Linked DNA regions of Homo sapiens: region 1 is linked to region 2. A link is a loop called in an ENCODE intact Hi-C map of the cell type or tissue named here. Cell type or tissue: sigmoid colon. All regions are shown on one strand. Each heading gives the region's core, and the rest is flanking DNA. Links, peaks and the distances in the headings are about the cores only.

Region 1 (2,919 bases), core at 304-2,803, 51 kb before region 2:
ATCTTAGTTAAATACCACTGCTATTATAGTTTTTCAAAATACATATTTGTGTACTTGTGCCTTGTCATGGTGAACCAGAAGATATGAAGAATGTTTAACCAAAAAGATAAAGATTCCTCTAATGCAGTTTGTTTCTTGTATCCTTCCAAGTTTATGATATAACTATGCTTAAGGGTGGTGATGTCTGGGCAAGCAAAGTACAAACTTTAATGTTTCTTCTTTCCTTTCTGTTTCTCTAATTGGCATGTTTTCTTCCTGATCTGATTCTCGGTGCTGATAGATAAATCAAATGCAAAATAGGCTTCAACTCTGTTCTCGGCACTGTGAGAATATCTCACTTCCTTGAGGGCAGTGGTGAAAGCAGTGGGACATGGGTCTTGGGATATCACTAGGCCCCGTATGTGTACTGTAATGACTCACATGAAATTACTTTAAGTATTTAAGCTCACTGAAATCACACTTTTTTCTACACACACATGTTCATTTTTGGAGACTGACTTTGATACCAGCTAAATTGCAGAGGAAACCCTTTCCTTTGAAGCATGCCTTCAAGAAGGAAAGTCCTTCAGGCAAAGTGTAAGTTATTAGACTTGGGACATGAGCAAATTCAGATTATGATATGGTGTTCAAGGTGTTATATGAAGATGTGTGTCTCATATTCCTCAAATTATTCAAAACCTTGACCATTCAGGGTTTTTTTTTTAGAAAAAATTATTAATTAACATGGAATACTTCTAAACTTTCCGAGATTTTATGGCATTTTATCTGTTAATCAGAATGGACAAATTATACCAGCAGAGAAATTATCAATGATATTATCAATATCATTCTGGTATTTATTCATTCCAGAATGAGCACATCAGTTTGCTTGCTTTATTTATTCATTTAGTGTGGGATGTCCACATTTATCTAATTCCTAATGAAAATAAAGATAATTCTGCCCATTCTGGAAGAAAAGGCTGTCATTTGTGTTCTTATGAGCTTAGCCCTGATGTATCAGGGGAATGCTAAAATAAGATATAATAAAACAGCATAAAAAAGTTCCAGTGTCCTGGATCAAAAGCGTTATACCAGGTCAGGAGAGAGATACATAAAGTGGACAGTGACCTGGCACTAGGAATTTCAGAAAGTTGGGGGACCCTAAAGTCTTCTGAGGCTTTAAACCTGCAATTAAAATCCTGTACCTGGGCCGGGCATGGTGGCTCACGCCTGTAATCCCAGCACTTTGGGAGGCCGAGGTGGGCAGATCACCTGAAGTCAGGAGTTCGAGACCAGCCTGGCCAACATGGTGAAACACCGTCTCTACTAAAAATACAAAAATTAGCCAGGCATGGTGGTACCTGCCTGTAGTCCCAGCTGCTCGGGAGGCTGAGTCAGGGGAATCACTTGAACCCGGGAGATGGAGGTTGCAGTGAGCTAAGATCACACCAGTGCACTCCATCCTGGGTGACAGAGTGAGACTCCGTCTCAAAAAAATTCACCAAAAAAAAAAAAAAAAAAATCCTGTGCCTGTTCTTTCTTGCTGCCCAGTTCCACACCAAAACACCCTGGCCCATTGCTTTACCTCCTCTTCCCAGAGATCAGTTTGGTTCTGGGCTCTGCCCCAAGGGTGGGGCTCTTTGTAGGAAGCCACAAGGTCCCGTGTCATCCTTGGGGATTGGTCCAAGAGGCCCTCAACCCTGCCAGAAAAGTAATTACTAAATCGCCCTAAAGTAAACAACCTTGAATAGGGGAAAAAAAGTGCAAAACATTATTTGTGTCTCACGGCCCCGATCTGTTTTTTTTTTTTTTTTTTTTTTTTTTTTTTTTTTTTTTTTTTTTTAGCAGCAGCAAGCTGAGAAGCAGCTCTTTGTTTCCTTTCTTAGAAATCTCCTGTTCTGCACTTATATCAGTAGCAAGGCCCTCCAAGAGACCCCAAGGGCCTTCCCACACTCCTCTGTCTGTGGCAGGGCCCAGGAGGTTCTTTTAGACTCTCTGCTGTCAGGAGTTTGGGCTGCATTTCATACTTGGTTGATATCAAGTGGCTGCCGTGAAGGTCGGAACTTCCATGGCAGATATAGGATTTTCCTGGCATCTTTTTTCTTTCCCCCATTGCCCAGTGTTATCCATGTCATCCATGGCACAGTATCCTGCCTCAGAATGAGGAAGGTGCAAGGATAAAAAAAAAAATTGCCAGATGCATAGAGTGCCAGTTAGTATGTTTCTAAGCCAAGACAACTGCCCTGGTGCTTTTATAGTATTTGTTATAAATGAGTCCTGCCATTTTGCTTTTTCTTTCTGTCTTTAGTTGTTGCTCTCAAATGTGTGAGTTCTCAAGGCTATCTTGATGCAAGAGGGTATAGGGGCACCAGGATTGAAAGCAGGTCAGGACTCTAATTAATGATATTGTTAAAGAAAACATTATTCTGATGTATATTTAAACAGTAAGGCAGACGTTGTTCAGGACCATCACGATTGGAATAGGGACCACTGTGATGGGGTTTTGCAGCAGGGGAGAGAAACGGGTCAGTGGATAGGGAAGTACTGAGAGGAAATATCAGGGGCAAGGGGGATTCTGGCTAAACTGACCCAATAGGATTCTTGCTGAAGACAGGCGAAGGGGATTAGACACCACCTGAGGGATTGTGGGGGGATGAAGAATCCAATCAGATGTTGGGGATAGGCCATTCAGATGTTGGGCTGTGGCCAAACCAACTTAGACAATCAGACATCACCTGAGGGATTGTGGGGGGATGAAGAACCCAATCAGATGTTCGGTTCTGGCCAAACCAACTTAGCAAACCTCTTGCTAAAATTGGGCTATGCTGAGATGGACATGGAAGCCCAAAAGTCAGTGCCTAGTTGGGAAGTGAATTCCTAGGAGCCTGACTAAAGTTTGGTCAAGGAGAGACTCTTTGTCAATATGCACGTGAAGTATTT
Region 2 (2,919 bases), core at 223-2,722:
GAACTGGAAGTCATTACGTTAAGTGAAATAAGCCAGGCACAGAAAGACAAATATTGCATGTTCTCACTCAGATGTGAGCTAAAAAAGTTGATCCCATGGAGGTAGAGAATAGAATGGTGGTCACCAGAAGCTGCAAAGGGTGTGGGGGTTGTCGTGGAGACAGATTGGTTAAATGGGTATGAACACACAGTTAGATAGAAGAAGTAAGTTCTAAGTTCAATAGCAGAGTACGGTGACTACAGTTAACAACAATGTATGGTGTATTTCAAAATAGCCAGGAGAGAGGACTTGAAATCTTCCCAACACATCAAAATTATAAACACTCGAGGTGATGGGCACCCCAATACCGACTTGATCATTACACACTGTGCATGTAACGAAAAAATCACATGCACTCCATAAACATGTACAAATATGTATTCATAACAAATTTTTAAAAATATTCATCATCAGCTGATGCTCTAATTTATTCTCAGCATCCAGCAGGGTGGTCTTAATTATGAACAGGGTCAGCTGCAGAAAATGTCAGACCTGGCCACTGGCTTGGTGCCAGGGTGCCAAGCGGGCCGGGGAGCAAAGCTGAAGGACTCCAATTATAGACACATCACTGAGCTCCGCAATTTTCTATTTTCTCCAATTAAAACTGCTTCCTATTCAATTCCCAAACAGTTCCCACTTGCCTGTGGACTTGAATTTGAGCCAGAGCTGTTTCTTAATCCCTACTATTCTTATTTTATACTGCACCTCAGCAGAAATGTCCTTTTCAATAGAGCAAGTTCCTTTTATTTCCACTATGAAGCAAGAGGCTGAGGAGCCAGGAGACCTCACAAAGAGAGGGGTTCATTTATTAGTCACCTTGTTCAACTGGAACGTCAGACACAAAAAAGTGAGGCCAGTTTAGTTTTTTTTGTTTCATTCTTTTCTGGCCTGCTCATGCTGAGGGCAGGCTGAGACAAAGCATACTGAAGAATGTTAAACCAGCTGTTTGTAAATGTTTTTCAAAAGCTTCACTCCCAACTATTTATATTACATTCATATTCATGGGAAGAAAATCTCTGCCAAGACAAAAAAAAAAAAAAACCTCTTAGAAAACCGTCTGAATCCTGCCTCAAAAACTGCAAATGGGCACTTCTGCCCTTCCCCTGCTGAGACCACAAAGAGGGCTCTCAGGAACATAGAGAAAATGTATGAATGGTTAAACCTTATTTAAAATCAGCCTAATTTCCCCAGTGATAGGGTCCCCAAATTGTTTATGCTCGAGTCAGTAAGTACAATCCCCTGCAACAGTACCAGAAGAAGGCCGCCTGAACAAGAACCTTGCTAAAACCTGATGTCCTGTCGAAGTGTGATTTTCTAAAGGGATAATTTTTATACCAAAATGTATCCATTTCTTCAAAATAATCACAAAAATAACACTCTCTAAATACATGTGGACTGTAGAAGGGCTAAGAAGTTGATTTCATTTTGGCATTCCAGTGACTACAACCCAAAGTATGAGGCCATCATTCATCATCAGAGATGAACTGTAGGGTCAGAGAGAGCCAGGATGCCAGCAGCAAGAATTTTCCATTCATCAAACTGGCCAAGATGAAAAAATGAAATCAAATCTATGTTGTTGAAAGTCTGGGAAACAGACGTTCCAAGAAATTGCTGGTGGTAGTGAATGTTGGACGACTTTGAAGAACATTACCTCTCAAAATGTACAAAGCATATACCTTTTGCTATATAAGGTCACTCTGCTATAGGAATTTTTCTGACAGACATACTCACATGTATGCAAATACAAGGACCCTACTAGAAATGCAATGAAATAGAGCACAAAACTATAACAACTAAATGCCCTACAGTATGGAACTAGGAGCTAGTTAAATATGTTATAATACATTCCTACCATGAAATACAATATAGCTATTAAAAAGAAGATGAAACGGGAAGATTTTCAAAGCAATAAGTGAAAAAAGTGCAGAACAATAAATAGAGTTCAATCCCATTTGTGTATAAAAAGGCTATATTTTTCTGCCGGAATTTGCGTAAAACATTTCTAGACATATACTACAAGAAATATTGTGGCTGCTTCTAGGAAGTGAGACTGGCAGGTATTTTATAAACTTCTATCCTGTTAAATTCTATTTTTGACCGGGCGCAGTGACTCACGCCTGTAATCCTAGCACTTTGGGAGGCTGAGGCGGGCAGATCACCTGAGGTCAGGAGTTCGAGACCAGCCTGACCAACATGGAGAAACCCTGTCTCTACTAAAAATACAAAATTAGCTGGGTGTGGTGGCGCATGCCTGTAATCCCAGCTACTCAGGAGGCTGAGGCAGGAGAATTGCTTGAACCCAGATGGTGTAGGTTGAGGTGAGCCGAGATCGTGCCATTGCACTCCAGCCTGGGCAACAAGAGCGAAACTCCGCCTCAAAAAAAAATTTCTATTTTTACCACATGCTTATGTTATTTCTACAATTTTTTTTTCTGAGACAGAGTCTCGCTCTGTCGCCCAGGCTAGAGTGCAGTGGCGCGATCTCAGCTCACTGCAACCTCTGCCTCCCTGGTTCAAGCAATTCTCGTGCCTCAGCCTCCTGAGTAGCTGAGATTACAGGCACGCGCCACCATGCCCGGCTAATTTTTGTATTTTTAGTAGAGACAGGGTTTCACCATGTTGGTCAGGCTGGTCTCGAACTCCTGACCTTGTGGTCCACCTGCCTCGGCCTACCAAAGTGCTGGGATTACAGGCATGAGCCACTGCACCTGGCCCTTATTTAATTATTATTATTATTATTTTTTTTTTTTTTTTGGAGACAGAGTCTGGCTCTATCACCCAGGCTGGAGTGCAATGGTGCAATCTCAGCTCACTTCAACCTTTGCCTCCAGGGTTCAAGTGATTCTTCTGCCTCAGCCTCCCGCGTAGCTGGGACTACAG

Evidence for each region. Peaks named below come from ENCODE experiments on the same cell type or tissue, not always from the same donor. Only the 100,000 strongest peaks of a DNase experiment are listed, where the experiment ranks them.
Region 1: a loop joins it to region 2, with 2.9 times the contacts of the local background. A loop is called at or near these places in 61 of 110 quality-filtered maps.

The regions. Positions count from the first base shown.
Region 1 is chrX:46,632,240-46,635,158 of GRCh38, reverse strand. The region is part of intron 13 of SLC9A7 (solute carrier family 9 member A7); the gene reads left to right. Among named protein-coding and RNA genes, the nearest start is that of CHST7, 60 kb to the right of the region's middle. In sigmoid colon, for the core only: no CTCF peak of the experiment used is centred there; a DNase peak (open chromatin) is centred at 1,628.
Region 2 is chrX:46,581,110-46,584,028 of GRCh38, reverse strand. All of the region lies in intron 1 of CHST7 (carbohydrate sulfotransferase 7), which reads right to left. Among named protein-coding and RNA genes, the nearest start is that of CHST7, 8.8 kb to the right of the region's middle. In sigmoid colon, for the core only: no CTCF peak of the experiment used is centred there; no DNase peak of the experiment used is centred there.